2 separate regions of the Mus musculus genome follow, and region 2 is linked to region 1. The links are chromatin loops, found by intact Hi-C in ENCODE. Cell type or tissue: heart. All regions are shown on one strand. Region 1 has its middle 54 kb from the start of Gm40820. Region 2 holds the start of Gm8098 (predicted gene 8098).

Evidence for each region. A loop is a pair of places that touch in the nucleus more often than their neighbours do. Peaks named below come from ENCODE experiments on the same cell type or tissue, not always from the same donor. Only the 100,000 strongest peaks of a DNase experiment are listed, where the experiment ranks them.
Region 2: a loop joins it to region 1, with 6 times the contacts of the local background. A loop is called at or near these places in 7 of 42 quality-filtered maps.

The regions. Positions count from the first base shown.
Region 1 is chr11:30,364,978-30,372,977 of GRCm38, reverse strand. No RefSeq gene overlaps it. Among named protein-coding and RNA genes, the nearest start is that of Gm40820, 54 kb to the right of the region's middle. In heart, no CTCF peak of the experiment used is centred here; DNase peaks (open chromatin) are centred at 2,917, 3,267, 5,397 and 7,807.
Region 2 is chr11:30,264,671-30,272,670 of GRCm38, reverse strand. Gm8098 (predicted gene 8098) reads right to left here and starts at 5,213. Exons shown (of 3, transcript NR_168037.1): 1 at 4,761-5,213. It also overlaps a transcript of Sptbn1 not described here. In heart, a CTCF peak has its summit at 5,724; DNase peaks (open chromatin) are centred at 4,280, 4,550, 5,070 and 5,590; H3K4me3 peaks cover 4,784 bases; H3K27ac peaks cover 3,322 bases.

The sequences.
Region 1 (8,000 bases):
ACTTAATTTCTAGTAATAGCTGCCAGGTTTATGACAGACTCAGAATAAAATGTAAAATTTTAACAATTGGCTTTTGCAAGCTGTACAGCGTGGCTCCAGAACACTGCATTGCAAGATGCTATGCATGCCTCTTTTCCAAGAGTCCTCTTTGGTTTTGACACATCTGAAAAGAAGGCCTCTCAGTCGATGAGTTGTCTGGATGGGATTTGGCCTATGGGCATGTCTGTGAGGCATTATTTTGTTTTTTGTTTTGTTGTTCTTGTTGTTTTGTTTTTATTGATAGATTAGAAGGGCTCAGCCCATTGAGGGTCAATGACATCTGTGGGCAGGCACAGGCTGCATGAGAAAAGTAAACTGAACATGAGCCTGGAAGTGGGCCAGTGAACAGTGGTCCTCCTATCTTCCACTAAGGGTTTTCAGTGATGAGCCTCAGACGTTAATATGACAGTGAGACAAGGTGCCAAATTCCCCACAATGAATCACAATTGAGCCTGAATTTTATAGCATCTGATTCCAGGCTCAATTTTTCCCCCTGCATCTCACTCCTACCTAGTATCTGTCTATTGAGTGCATGCATCCAAGGCTCCACATTTCAGCTGGTAATTTCTCCTTTTGACTACCCAAGAGACCTCTAAGATATTTATATCTAAAATCATTTGTCACAAAAGTAAGAACTCAGAAAGCTCCTGGGAATTGTCTTCTCATAGCCCAGAATAGTGCTTTATCCCCTCTCTTCCAGGGCATGAGTTGGAACTATGTATTATACACACAGAAACACACACACAAACACACACTGTTACACCTGTGCCTTATTTGGCACTCTGTTCAGACATGTACTGCCATGGAAACCTGCACACAGAATACATAACTAGCTCTCCTCTTTTCTTGGCAGATATTTTCAAATCAGTGCATCTTCACAACATTGTTTTTAGCCTTCTGTTTCCTTGACTACAGATTGAGAGTGATGAGAAGTCCCTGGGTGCCGTTGAGTAGATCAGTCTTACTGGTCTTGGAGGATGAATGACTATATTTTATCACTAAGTCAGACCATGGTACTCATTCTATCATTTACCTTTTGCATTAGAACCTCAGAATATGTTTGCATAAACCACCACCGGACCCAAGAGTTGAACCTCATGATCCATATTTACTGAATGACCCTAGTTCTCTGCTTTCAAGAACTGTTTCCCCAGCCCTCTCTGCTCGGACCCTCCCTCAGCAACCTGTGTTCAGGTCTGTGATATCTCCAACCTCTACACCTCTGTTCGTGCTGGTTCCAGTGAGGTTCTAATTCTTCGTTAGCTCTGAAAATGACTTTTCCACTTACCATGCAGAGGCTCCTTTCTTAACACCAGCACTATCATTTGCTGAGGTTTAAGTTGACAAACTGCTCCAAATAGTTTACCTGTTTTCTCAAAGCTACCTAACACCTTAGAAAAGGGAAATCATTCTGATGAGAAATAAAGACTGAGAAATACTAAATAAACTGCCGAAAGGTGTGTACATAGCCAGTGAGGCACAGGGTTAAATCCTGTGCTGTCCACTACCTTCAGAGGTATTGCCAACCTTGACCTGATGCCCTTCTGCTTTCTCACCGTACAGAGCTCCGCCTGATTTAACAATTGGTTATACACCTATGGCTCCTCAGTGAATATTGCTATTTTCTGGATAACACCTTGCAGAAAGAAGCCAAGATGACTATTTACTGCCTCATTCTGAGTAGAGAAGCAGCTGCCACTTATTAGGCACTTGCTGTTTACCCCACCTAGATGGTTTTCATGTCATCTTTCTTAGAGCTCATTCACAGTAAATATAGGCTGCTGTTTTTATTAATATGAGGCTGATGCACAGAGAGGGTAAATGATTAAGTTCCTCCATATCAAGTAGTTGAATAGAACTTAGCAAACTTAATTTTATTTCAAAGCACAAATGAAAGACAAACAATATAATTTTCTTTTACTTTTAACCATTCCTCTAAATGTCAGTACCATTTATATATTCAATTCAACAATATATTCTAGATCATCATGTTGTCATCAATGTTTTACTAGATATTGACAACAGCCAAACTGAGCCAGTGTGATGGCTACTAATTAAAATTGTTAATAATGTCATCATTGTAAAATATACCTTAGAGAACAATCTTAATGAAGAAATAATTACAAAACAACTGACCAAACAGCTACTTTTATATTTAATTTCTGGTAGGGTCAGGATGACTTTAAACATTGTATTTCAGCACTATGGTTATTAATCTCAATTGTGAACCTGATCACATCTAGAATTGCCTCAGAAAGAGGCCTCTGGGAATGCTTATGGAGGATTATTTTGATTAGGTTGAGATGGGAAGACCTTCTCACTGTAGGAGGAACCATTCCCTGGATTAAGACCGAGTGAGGCCTCTTAGAGGGTAGTTATGCTAAGCTCCTATCTGCAAGCATAACAGAGTATCATTAATAGTGTCAGGGATTGGTTCTTGCTCATGGGATGGGACAAGGTCATTGGTTGGCCATACCCTCAGTCTCTGCTCTATCTTTGTCCCTGTGCTTGTTGTAGTCATGACATAATTTGAGTCAAGGGTTTTGTGGTGCCCTCATTTCTCCATTTGGGGTCCTGCCTGGCTACAGGAGGTGAACACTTCAGGTTCCATATCCCCAACTGCTTGGAGTTCCTGCCAGAGTCACCAACATAGATTCCCGGGAGCGCCCCCCATTCCAGGTCTCTGGCACACCCTAGAAATATCCGTCCCCTACTAGCCACTGATTTCCATTCATTCTTCTAGACCTCTCTCTTCCTCTCTGCTGATCCTGATCCCCCTTACCTTCCCTATTTCCTCTCCCAGCCAGTGCCCTCCCTCCCTCTGCCTCCAATGAACTGTTTTAACTGTATTCTCAGAGGCTCCACCCAGCAGCTGACTGAAACAGATGCAGAGACTCAAACATTAGACAGAACTCTGGGAGTCTTGTGGAAGAATTGAGGGACCAGAAGGGGATAGGAACTCCACAGGAAGACCAACAGTCAACTGGCCTGGACCCTTGGGAGTTCCCAGAGACTGAACTACCAAACAAAAAGCATTCATGGGCTGGACCTAAGCCACCCACTCATATGTATTATATGTGTGACTTAGTTTTCTTGTAGGTTGGTCAACAACTGGAGTAAGGGTTTATCCTAAAGCTGTTGCCTGACTGAGGATTCCACTCTCTTAACTGGGCTGCCTTGTCTGGTTTCAGTGGGAGAGGATGCAGCTTGTCTTACAGTGACTTGATGTGCCACAGTGCGATGATACCCAGGGGAGCCTCTCCCTTCTCAGAGGAGAAGGGGAAATAGGATGTGGGAGGAGCTGTATGTGTGGGGGGGGGGACCAGAAGGACTGGGACTTCAATCAGGATGTAAAGTGAATAAATAAACAAATTAATGGAAAAAAAAAAAGAACCTAGTGAACTGAGGATGTCGCCATCACACTCTGCTTCTTGACTGTGGATGATATACTTTGAACTGTGAACCAAAAGAAACCCTTTCTCCCCTAGGTTGGTTTTCTCGGAATATTTTTATAATATCAAAAAGAAAAGAAACTTTTCTATTACAAGCATCTTGTGTTTCCCACTTTCCTGTCCTGTTTATCTGTTTTCTCACTTAAAATGCTGTTTCCTCTCCTATACTGATTCAAATTTCACTAACTCTGATATGTCTCCCCTTCCCTTCTTTCTCCCTGTTACTAGGTAGCTACCTCCATACACATTAATAAGTATACAATTTCTGTGCAGAATTTATTTTCTTCTCCTCCCTATGCTCGCAAACAAACAACATGTAACTGGCTTCATTTAATTAGATCATGTGCTAATTTATGCCATTAGAATAGAGACAGAATTGATTTTCCCCATTCCTTGGTTGGAGTGGTTAGAAAGATGCCCACACATTCTATGATACTGTGCCCTGAAAAGAACAGAAAAATTATATTGACCTCCCCTTGTGTGAGAGCTAGATTTTCTTCTGATAATCAAATATGGAAGGAGTGGCCACATATGACTTCTGAGACTGGGTCATAAAGGCTAGAAAAATCAACTTTCCCAAACCCCAAACTGACTAACTAGCGTGTTGTAAGAACACTAGCTTCAATGGAGAGGACCATGTGGCAAAGATCTGAAGTGACAAAGCATAGTCATGTGTGTGATCAAACCTAGCAACCACATCCAGTCCTTCAAAGTGACTGTATCCAGGCAAACCTTGATTTCACTCTCATGGGAAATCCAAAGTCAGAACTAAGCTATCCTGCTTAGTTCCTGACTCAGAAAGCCGTAGTTCACATTACTTCAATATTTACTGTTTCTAGTGCATCGTTCGATTATCTGTGATTAACTAATACACAGGCTAAGATATAAAATAATACATGCAATATGTCATACGAGTTCGTTTTTCCTATTTTTAATCCTTGAAATAGATAGTGATACAACTCAAGGGGAGGACCTAATATCTCCCAGTTGTTTGGCCCTAAGACCCCAGCAAGCCATTCCCTGTCCTCTTGGACTGGCTTGTTGCAGCAGACCATACTTCCTCTCTAAAACTTAGCCTCCTTTTACCTCCTAATGCATTTGGTGTTCTTTACTATACATAATCATTTGAAGAAGAGTCCTTTTTAAAACTCTAGTCTTTGAGTTGCTTTCTTGTCTTATATAGAATTCAGATTAGTGAGCACAGTACCCTGGCAGTACGTAGCAGCATGCCTCAGTCTGTGCTTACATTTACTCTTGAACTAGATACTGTTGTTATTCTGAGTTTTCTGACTCTGAGTTATAAGGATGCTAAGTTGCTTCAGACCCAGAAAAGGCCAAGCAGCTTCATGTTTTGATACTCTTAGCCACTCTGCTATGCTCCCTCAGACATTCCCACACAATGCTCCAAAACTGTTCAGGATGCCACTGTTGGTTAATTAATGTTTCTGCATGAGCAAGTGAATGAACAATCAGGCGGGAAAATGTCATAAAAGTTCACAGTTAATGATAAAAGAAAACTCTGTGTTCCTAAATATCTTTGGCCTCATACAAGTGGCCCTGTATAGTTGTGTGTTTCTGAACTTTACGGTGTCAGTGCCTACAGCACATAAAGGGCCTCTTTCAGTGGATGAAAGTCATGCTAAGAGAATGCTAAAACTTCTTCCTTACATCTGCACTTTTAGATCAGGAGCCTCAAGTGCTTTGGAAGATCAAACACATTCAGGTCTCTTTCGAGTAGGCAGCTCATTAAGGAAATATGGAGCCCAGCAGCACCTTTCAAGCAGTACTGATGGGTGCTGGAGTCACTAGAAACCTGTATCCATTCCCAGAGGCCTGCCTGGAGAACCTCAGCATGGTGACAAAGGCTGAATTGTTCCCCCAGAACAACGAGCCATGCAAGCAGAGAGTGGCTGCCTGTGTACCCAGGGAAAAGGCCTGAAATGAGTCCCTGGCACAGACACAACAGGTCAGCCTTGAAAAAGATGGGGACAGAGCTCACTGCCAAAGAACTAGTCTCAGCTGGCTTGTTCTTAAGTTCAAAGTATCATATTCAAACTAAAACCAGCTAAATTTCCAAGTTATACAGCCAAGTGTACTCTGGGATAAAGCGGAGCTCTTAGGGAAAGCAAAGGGCTTCCCTTTTAATTTTCTTGGAACTGGCTTTAGCCTCAAGCCACCACCATCCTGTTTCCACATAAGGTTCACCCTCATGATTCCAGTTCTCCCAAGGGAAGTTTATGTTTTCCTTACTATAGAGCTTTGGGAAAACTGGTGATTACAACCAGAGCAAGACATGTTGGCCATTCTTGCCTTCCTATATCAATTGTGCATTTACCATGTGCATTTATTAATTTACTTTGCTGGTTTGTTCTCTCTCTCTGTCTCTGTCTCTGTCTCTCTCTCTCTGTCTCTCTCTCTCTGTGTCTCTCTTTCTGTCTCTCTCTGTCTCTGTCTCTCTGTCTCTGTCTCTCTGTCTCTGTCTCTGTCTCTCTGTGCGTGTGTGTGTGTGTGTGTGTGTGTGCAAAAAAAAAAAAAGAGAGATCAAAAGACAACTTTATAGAATCAGGCCTCTCCTTCCATCTGCATGTGGGTTCTGGAGATTGAGCTCAGATCGTCAGGCTTGTGCATCAAGTGCTTTAACCTGCTGAGCCTTCTTGTCAACCCTATTTTATTAATTTTATTTTTTATTCCTTTTGTGGGAGAGGGGTCTTGTGTTTAAGTATGCCATGGTGCACATGCAGAGATCAGAGGACAATTTCAAGAACCTGGTCTCCTTCCAACATGTGGGTCCAAGAGATCAAACTGAAGGCATTGGCGTTAGCAGTGAATGCCTTAACTCATGAGCCACCTCATTAATTTTTAACATTAGAGTCCATTAAGGTGAGGACTGTGGCCATTTAAGTGTTTTGTTTTTCTATTTTCTGTTACACAGAAATCAAATATTATGTTTGGAAACTTTAATAACCTAGAAATCTCTGCTCCAAAATAACAACTATTGTTCCCATAAACAAAAGCCTTACTACTCAGGGGAAAGGCCAGTATGTCCTTGTAGTAGAATATTAATAGAAAACACACACATACACACACACCACGACATGTGGTTTTTATCAATTTTAATATTGCTTAAAATATTGTTTAAATAAAACTATGTTTTATTCATATTTGTTTTTATTTTCTACAACAGAGGGTTGAAGTTGGGGTCTTCCTCATGCTAGGCAAAATTTTATTACTGATTTAAATCCCCCCACCCTGTCATTGTTCATGTAAAATAAAAAAGTGGTTTCTAACTAATAGTCCCTTTCCACCCTAGGGACATATGTCAATATCTAAAAACATCTTTCTTTATCATATCCTACTGTTAGGTGGCTGATAAGGGACAGAATGCTACTAAATTCTTCCTTCAGTGGAAAGGAGAGCCCAGCAAACAAGTAATTCTCTGGTCCAAAACATTGGTAATGCCCTTGATAAGCATAGGCACTACAATACAGATGTACTGTATTACAGTGCATAGAAACTATATTACAGTAACAAACATTCACCTCAAAGTCCTGCTCACAGCTAGGAAAGAGATTAAGGCTTGTATACAACACATCACGCATAGGGCTGAGATTAGCCAGAGCAAGTGTCTACATGCCCATTTTTCCTACATGTGCAATGTATTTAGTAAAAGATATGAGGTGGAACAGAATAAAATCCTGATTCTTTCTTTTTAATTTACTTCATAAATATTTGTTACCAGGCCTTTAAGATAAATGAGCCATGTATGGTGGTGGTATACAACTTTAACCCAGCACTCAGGAGACAGAAGCAGGTGGATTTCTTTGAGTTTGAGACATGTCTACATAGTGAGTTCCACAGAGGTACACAGGGAGACTCTGTCTCAAAAAAAACCAAAAAACCAAAACAAACAAACAAACAAAAACAAAAGAAAATGACAGAAGTAAATGGTTCTTCAAACATGAGTGCTTGTCTTAGTCAGAAAGAAAAGTGACTGGGCTATTTCTAGTCAATAGTTTGGCCAGGAAATGTCTTTGGAGCACTAAAAGGAGACAAGAATAAAACTGAAATGTCTGTACACCTTACAAAGTAAATATGCATATCATTAATTCTCTATGAGAAAGCCTGGACTTCAACACCAGTTCAAAGGTCTATAAAGAGACTTAGTGAGGAAGGATCTAGACAGGTCACACGAGTCTTGGGAGCTTCTTCTACTTCATCTTTAAGCTTTCTGACTGATCCCTACCCTAATGATCTGCCTCAGAACAGGAGGTCCTCCTGGACTTCCTGCTGCAGCAAGAATAGCCAGAAGGAAGGACGTGAGTGCATGATCTCTGGGGACTGAATTTGGCTTTTCAACTTGGAATAGATTCACTGGGAATGGTTCTGATCTGTCCCTCCCTACTCAGTCATGAATCCACCAATGTTTAATTCCTTCATGCGTGGGGGAGGGTATGGGGGACTTTTGGGATACCATTGGAAATGTAATTGAGGAAAATACGTAATAAAAAA
Region 2 (8,000 bases), 100 kb after region 1:
AATGTGAACATGTTATTTAGGTTCTCTCCCTTAACCTTCCCAAGGATCATCTGCTTCATAGCATCCGTCCTCCATTTATCACAGCGTTTATCACTGTACATACAGCACATTTTCTTGACTCATTCCCTGGTGGGCTTTTGGGATGTCTCTAACTTTTGCCTATCATGAATAATACCACTTGCTCATAGGATCATAAGATCAGGTACAGTGTTTCCTTAAATACCTGCAGTAAGTGACTTTTTGGGAGCCTGCTAGATTTTTTTTTCCCCACAGGGGCTGCATTATTGTTTTTGTTTCTATCATCGATTTCTCAGTTTCTCACCAATGTTTGTTATTTTCTTCTTGTTTGTTTTAATTATAGGTACCTTAATGCATATGAGGTAGTTTCTCTTGTTTTTAATTGTCATTTAAGTTGAGCATATTCTCAGGAGCTTGTTGGACACTTAGGTATCATTGGTGAATGATATATTCAGGTCCTTTGCCCATTTTGAGTTTGGATTTTGTTACTTTAAAGAGTTCTAAGGTTTTTGCCCGGTGGTAGTGGCACATGCCTATAATCCCAGCACTCTGAAGGCAGAGGCAGGATGATCTCTATGGGATCAAGGAAATTCTGGTCTATAGCACAAATTCCAGGACATCCAAGGCTACACAGAGAAACCTGTCTCTAAAAACAAAAGACAAACAAAAAAGGGAGTAGGGGAGGCGGAGAAAGAAAGAAAAGAAAAAAGAATAAGAAAAAGGAGTTCTAAATATTATTTATGTTTATATTACCATATCACATAATAATATTTTTACCCTCTAGAATAGAAAATGAAGGAAAGGATGACTTAAACAAACAAACAAACAAACTGCCCACTGCTCTCTTTTAGAACATATATTCTTCTAGGAATATATTTACCGAATTAATCAAAGAATAAATTACTTTATGTCAGAAATTGTGCATTTAGTGCCAAAAAGTATTCATTCATGATAGTTGGTTGGATATATGTCTTTACAGTTTTTTTCTGTTCAATATAAAACTAAAAATTTTTTGAGACATGGTTTCATGTAGCTCAGGCTGGCCTCAAACTTGGTAAGTAGCAGAGAAGACCCTGCCTCCGAGTCCCATGTGCTGGAATACATGCTTACACTACCACACTTGACTGAAACATTCTGATAAGAAAACTTCCCACTCTTGATAGGGGTCAAAAAGAGAGCATGATTAAGAATAAAAATTATGAAAAAAAAGGATAAAAATTACAGAAATTCATTCAGGTTTAAAAACATGTTTTGATTTTAAAGTTTAAGGCTATGGTCAGTATAATAAACAATAGGATCTACTTGGGCTAATATATAACAAAGAGAAGACTAGGGTATCATTCGTTCTTTTCCAAACCAAACAGGTGGTAGTAGACAGACTTCTTGTTCACACAGATCTGGCTTCAGGTGTAGTCCTATGACTTACTTTGGCATAAAATGGGGAGAAAGAGACCAAGTGTCATTTGCTAGTTGCTGATACCTAACCCTCTATCACAGGCTTCCCTCACCAGGGAGTGGAACCACTCATTGACATGGAGGTACCCTAACATTAACATACCCTGGAATGCTGAGCTGGTACGGTGAAGATAGCTTCCCCAGAAAGCCTCTTCAATCCAGAGCTGACTTTACAAAGCAAAACATTAACCTTTGTTGAATTAGGGACCTGTTATGTTATGCTAAGATTTGGGAATTTTGTATTATAGCATCATAACACAGATGACAGTTACTGATACATGTTAGGAACATTTCCCTCCATATTTTAAATGGAAAGTTAAAATGACAAATTATATCTGCGAAACTTTTGTGATTTTGAGTGTCTCCCATCCTTGCTAAATATCGAACTTCGATACTGACCTAAATACTGACCTCACAACATTTTCATAACAAAGTATTTCTAATGGGCATCATGGTGCATGCCTTGGAAGCCCATCACTCAAGAGGCTGATATGGGTACATTGGCGTGAGTTTAAGATGAGCCTTGTAATAAAGTGAAATCTTGTCTCAAAAAAGCAAAAAGAACCCCTACATTGTTTCTCTGGAAGACAAAGTCTAATATAATTATAGGTTTCTGGTTTTTCTTAATGGAAAATAGTATGTTACTGACATGATAATGATAAATTCTGGGTTCCTTTAAATCAACCTTGATTCTAAAGTAAAGATCAACTTCTACAGAACTGCTTCTGAGATATTTGAAGATAATTCTGAGTTGTCACCGTCACTAAGTTTAAATTTTTGTTCTAAATATTTGCCTTTTAAAGAGATATCTTTCAGGGCTGGAGAGATGGCTCAGTGGTTAAGACCACTGACTGTTCTTCCAGAGGTCCTGAGTTCAATTCCCAGCAACAACATAGTGGCTCACAACCATCTGTAAAGGGATCTGATACCCTCTTCTGATGTGTCTAAAGACAGCTACGGTGTACTCGTCATATATATCTATCTATCTATCTATCTATCTATCTATCTATCTCTCTCTCTCTCTCTCTCTCTCTCTCTCTATATATATATATATATATATATATATATATAAAGTAAAATTTTAAAAAAACATCTGCAATAATTATATTTTAAAAAGAGATATCTTTCAAATAATATCTCTAGGTTTAGAACTGGTCTTTTCTGGGTGATTTTTATTTTCTATCAAAAGATAGAAGTGGTGAGGTATTTATGGTAAACCTCTGAATCTTTGACTTTCACATCTTTTTTGGACTAATTACCAGTTGGGGGAGTTCCTTTTTGAAGAAAAAAAAATAAGACTTAAGTGGGAGTGGAATGGGGGAGATGAGTCAGCCATCAAAGGAAGATTTAAGTACCTGCTATCTGTGATGAAGGAAGCATTGAGGTGTTACCATTTCACAATAGCTTTGGAAGAATTTAAAGTGAGGCATTCCCCAGCATTGATGTGGTTTAGATTGGTGATCTATTAACAGTGTGGCTAGGTTGATACCAGAGACATACTCCACTGACCCTCGAAAGGGAAGCAACTTTCATTTCTAGTGGGTTTTCTTCATTACTGGGTAGCAGTTCCCATGTAGATTTTGTTTGATTTAGGTCAACAAATACTTTTAGTACCTCTTAACTGAACAACACATTCAAAAGAACAAAGAATCCTACCCTTGAAAGAATTGACCTTCTGGCTCTGTTATGAACCTTCTGAGGAAAATGTTAAATTACTTGCCTTCCTCAACTTTTTCCATATAATCAAAAGCAAACTGATAGTAAAGCTCTAAAACAAATAATCGTCTTCAACGTACTATGACAATTTTTTGTTTTATTTTAGTACTAAAATATGCTTCCATCAGCCCAGGTTGCTTTTTAAGCAGGTGGGCAGATCTCCAGGGAACACTGCCTTTTAAGTCAAGGACCATATTCCCTTGAAAAGCCCACAGTTGGGGATCTTACAGAAATGGGAGGAAATCAGTTTCTCCAGACCGTGTTCTCCAAAGAGCATTTCTATTCCTAGAATGATGATTCACCATCCTTTCCCTCCCATTAGTGCAGTTTCAGGACTTCTACACAGCCTGGGAGCTGACAAGATAGCCAGTGGGCTGCTTTGTGGGGGGCAATTAACATAAATTCAAGAAAATGTCCATTGTCAGAAAATGGAGGTGGTAGAACTCCAGCGTTCACGTCATCTCAAGGATCCTCTATAATAACCGGGAGTCCAGGGCAAAGCACCTGGCCTCTGGTTAAAGTTGAGTCTGTGCTTAGCCATGAGGCAAGAATTGGATAAACCACTTGTAGGCTGTTCCCAGCTACCCTCGAGGGGAAAGGTAAAATAGCATTCACATGGAGGAATCCATTAACCGTTTGAAGAAACACATATGACTGGCTCCAACGCCCAAAGCTTCTCTCATAGAGGTCAGCGTCATCGGTCTTCAAGCTGGACATCATCACTGAGCTCCAACCAAGCAAACAAACGACTCACCCTAACCTCCCGGTGCAACTCCTTTTCTAAAGGCGAACGTCGCAGGGAAGAAGAGGCTGCACAAGTAACCGAGAAAATTAGCCTGTCTTTTTCAATGGCGATAATCGAATTAGCCTCAAATTAAACGAGTAATTGGTCCTTACTGGATGCAAGGATAAAAGCCCCCATTGTCCTTTTGCTCTCGCAGCAGCGGTTCCAGCGGTACCCACCCCGCCCAGGCCAGACCCTGGCGCAGGGTGCGTGGCCCGGGGCTTAGGAAGCGCCAGAGCTCCGGAGAGCGTGCACGCGCTCGCTGTTCCCCGCCGCATCCGAACCATCTCTGGGTGGGCGGCTGCCGGGCTGTAGGGCTGCGCGCAGGACGGAGGGCGCGCGACAGGGAGAAGCCGCGGAGGCTTGAGTGCTGCGGGAGGCGTGTGCGCGCTCCCGCGACCGAGCCTCCCCGCGCCCGCGCCCCTCTCCCCGCCCCGCCCCTCCCCGCGCCCCCGCCCCCGCCCGCGCGTTTTCTCCTCCCTCCTCCCCGCCCCGCGCCCGCCCAGCCCCCGGAATCTGTGCAGCTGTCGCCGTCCAGGCTGCAGATTCCTCCAGTCCCTCCCCCGGCCGCCTCTCTGCCCGGAGCGAGCGCGCAGCCCAGCGCAGCAGCGCCTACTGGTCCCGTCCTGTGAGCCCCGGCCCCAGCCGCCGACAGCCCTGCGAAGTCGCCTCCCAGGCCTACCGGCCCGGCCGCCGAGGAGCGGGAGGAGGACGGGACCCCGGCCCCCACCCCCCACCCCACCTCCGGAGGTAGGTCAAGGGCCGAGGCAGGAGGATGCCAACTCACCCGGGGCTGCCTGCGGGAGAGCGGAGGAGGGGCGCGGGCCGGGGCGCATGACGCTGCTGCTGCCCTGCACCCCGGAGGCCGTGGGGGCGGGGAGCCGGCCCTCCGGACGCGGCGGGTTTCGCAGTGAGGTCGCTTGCCCCCCCGGACGCACTCGGTCCTGTCAAGGGGGTGCGTGCCGAATCGGGGGTCTCCCGGGGCCTCTTCCAGGCTCTGCGAGTAACGGTGTGGGGCTGCGGGCAGGCGTGGTCCGTGCTGCTCTGCAGCAGCCCCGCCGCCCCCGCCTCGCCCAGTTCCGCGCCCGCGCAGGGCTGGGGGAGCCGCCCTGGGGTGCGGCGCCCGCCCTAACGTCCTGCCACTGGGTCTTCAACAGGTTCGTGCGGGCTCAAGGACCCTCGGGCCCTGCCTAGGGAAGGTGGGCTAGGTGCCCTCTGGTCACCGGCTCACCGTAGCCTCTCCGAGGGAGCCTTCCCTTTGTTTTGGTGACAGGAGAGGTGCCAGGTGGTACCATCTAATGAGGGGAGGCTGTACGGAAAGCATTGCCCTTTATTTTTGCAGTCAAGCCGGGGCACTTAGTGAGGAAAGGGATGTGTGGGAGTGCTTCAGCAGAAGAGAAGATGGATTCGATGCGGGCTTTTGGGGCGGGGATGTGTGTTGTTGGCAAGATGGATGGCTTACGGTGCCCTCGCCGTGATGCAGCACAATGCAGCAGTATCGCAGTCTCCGGGCTTCTCGCCGACGGGGCTTGGCACAGCTACTCGGCGCCTGCGGCCCCCGCCCGGCCCCACCCAGGCCCAGGACAGCGCTTTGTTGGCGCCCAGAGCTGCTAATACCTTGCGGTGCTGCTGTGGAGAGACGTAGTGTCAGAGTGTTGTAGAGTCGGGAGGAGCAGGTCACCTAGGTATGCGAGGGGCAGCCTTTGGGGCAGCCTTCGCTTTGGGGGTGACCTCTCCGGCCCCTCCTGGTGGGTGTGGGCACCCAGGCGCACCCTGCAGCAGTGATGCAGGCAAAATCTGCTGGCCTGCTGCTGCAGAAGGAGCCTGATGCTAAGGAGGGACAGCACAGGAGGGAGGGGCTGCAGAAGAACACCCCAGGCTGTGTGGTGCATTTGGTGTGGAGTTGCCGATTTTCTGTGCATCGCCCATAAACCATAGCCACAAACCAGATGGACATTGATTCCATTATTTGTGGAAAGTTAGTGCTTATTAATTAGATGGTCATAGTCATGATGTTGTAGTTATTTCTCTTCCTTTCATTATTTCTGAGAAAATGGATTTTTCCTTTAGGAAACCATCTTTGAAATGAAATGATTTTTCATTTTAGATCATATGCTCCTGAAAACGTTTACTAAATTTTGGATTCAGCTGGTTGTTTTAAAAGAAATTTGTATGAGACTCTTTTAACCTGGTTTTTAATATGATTTTTCTGCAAGCAAGCACAGTTATTTATTTGGATTCTCTATTAAGCATTTTTTGATAAGTGTCATGATTGATAGTGAATTGGTTTTCTCCAGAATCAGACTTATAGGTTCAGGTACTCAGGTGAAGCCTCCAGACATGACTAATGGGGTTACTGGCTTCGTTTATGGCTGCTTATATGTATTTTTGTGTATATATATTGTATAGATAGATGTGGCTGGGGAGGAGGGTTGAGGCCTCTACTGTTGAGATGGTTCTGAAGACCATTTAAGTGTCTTCACAGGAAAATGCCCCGTTAAGCTGCCAGTTCTGTACTTTATTTATGAGGTATGAGGTGGCATATGGGATAGATTTCAAATGTCAATTCAAGCTTTCTTAAAATGTACATGTGAGAGACAGACTTCAGTATACTAACTGGAAGGAAAGGTCAGCTCTCCAAAGCCAGGGGTGAGCCTGCTTTTGTTTTTTGTTTGTAATATCCGGTGAATCTGTTAGTACAGAATAGAACAGCCTGTAACTGTGGGGTGTGTAGTGTCTGTATATGTGTGGAATGTCTGTGATGTGTGTGGAGTGTTATGTAGTGACTATGTGTGGTCTATGTACAGTGTATCTGTGGTGTATGGAGTGTGTGGGGAATGGCTATTGAGTGGAATATGTCTGGTATGTGTATGTGGTATATGTGGGGAGGGGAGTGTTTGTGTGTGCCTGTGGTATGTCTATAGTGTTTGGTATCTGGTATGTGTATGTGGTATGTGTGGTATAGTATATATGTGTAGTATGTTTGTATGTGTGATGCGTGTCTGTGGTGTGTCTGTAGTATGTGGTGTCTGGTATGTGTGTGTGGTATGTATGTGGTGTATAGTGTGTGTGGTATGTATGTGTGTGGTATGTGATGTGTATGTGGTGTATGTATGTGGTTTATGTCTGTAGTGTGTGGTATCTGCTATGTGTATGTGGTGTGTGTGGTGTGTAGTGTATGTGTATAGTATGTATGTGTGTGTGGTATATGTGTGTATGATGTATCTATAATGGATGTGCCTGTGGTGTGTCTGTAGTGTGGTGTGTGTGTGTGTGATATGTCTGTAGTATGTGTTATGTGTGTGTGCCTGTAGTGTATCTGTAGTGTGTGGTATGTGTGTATGTTGTGTGTGGTTTTGTGTGTTGTATATATGTGTGGTGTGTGTGGTATGTGGTGTGTGTGTGTATGTGTACATTATTTGGGCTGTTCAAAGATGGGACTTTGTGGATTTGAACTTCACAGCTGTGTTGGCAATCTGCGTAAAGATTTTTTATTTTATTTTTTTTTAGTGTTTCATGCATGGATTATGCAGACATTTTAGATTTACTATGCTGTAAAAAAAAAACCTGCTGATGTCACAGGAGGTTTAGCTGTTCTAACTTACATACCAGCTGAAGAACTCTGTTGGGTTAAGCACCTGGTATCACCACAGTGACCAAAACTTTAATCTGCCATAATGGAAAGTTCTGGGCAGCAAAAGCAGTGTCCTGGGTCATCTTACATTGGTGAAGAGCCCGGGGAGAGGTCTATCAGTGATGTAGGAATGGGAGCATCCTTAGCAGAGACCTGCAATTTATTTAGACAATTTGATTTTTTTTTTGTCTTCATGTATGAAAGTGTAATGGTCCATGTGGAGGTACTATTTTGAGACAGAAGGATTTTACTACAAAAAAAAATTTTTTTTGTTTTTGTTTTTTTTTTTTTTGTTTGTTTGTTAAACATGAGGGGCAATTGCTGTTGAGTGTTCTGTTGTTAAAGTAATTGAAAGCTTTTCATCTTAAGATCCTCATTTTCACTTAGTTGTTT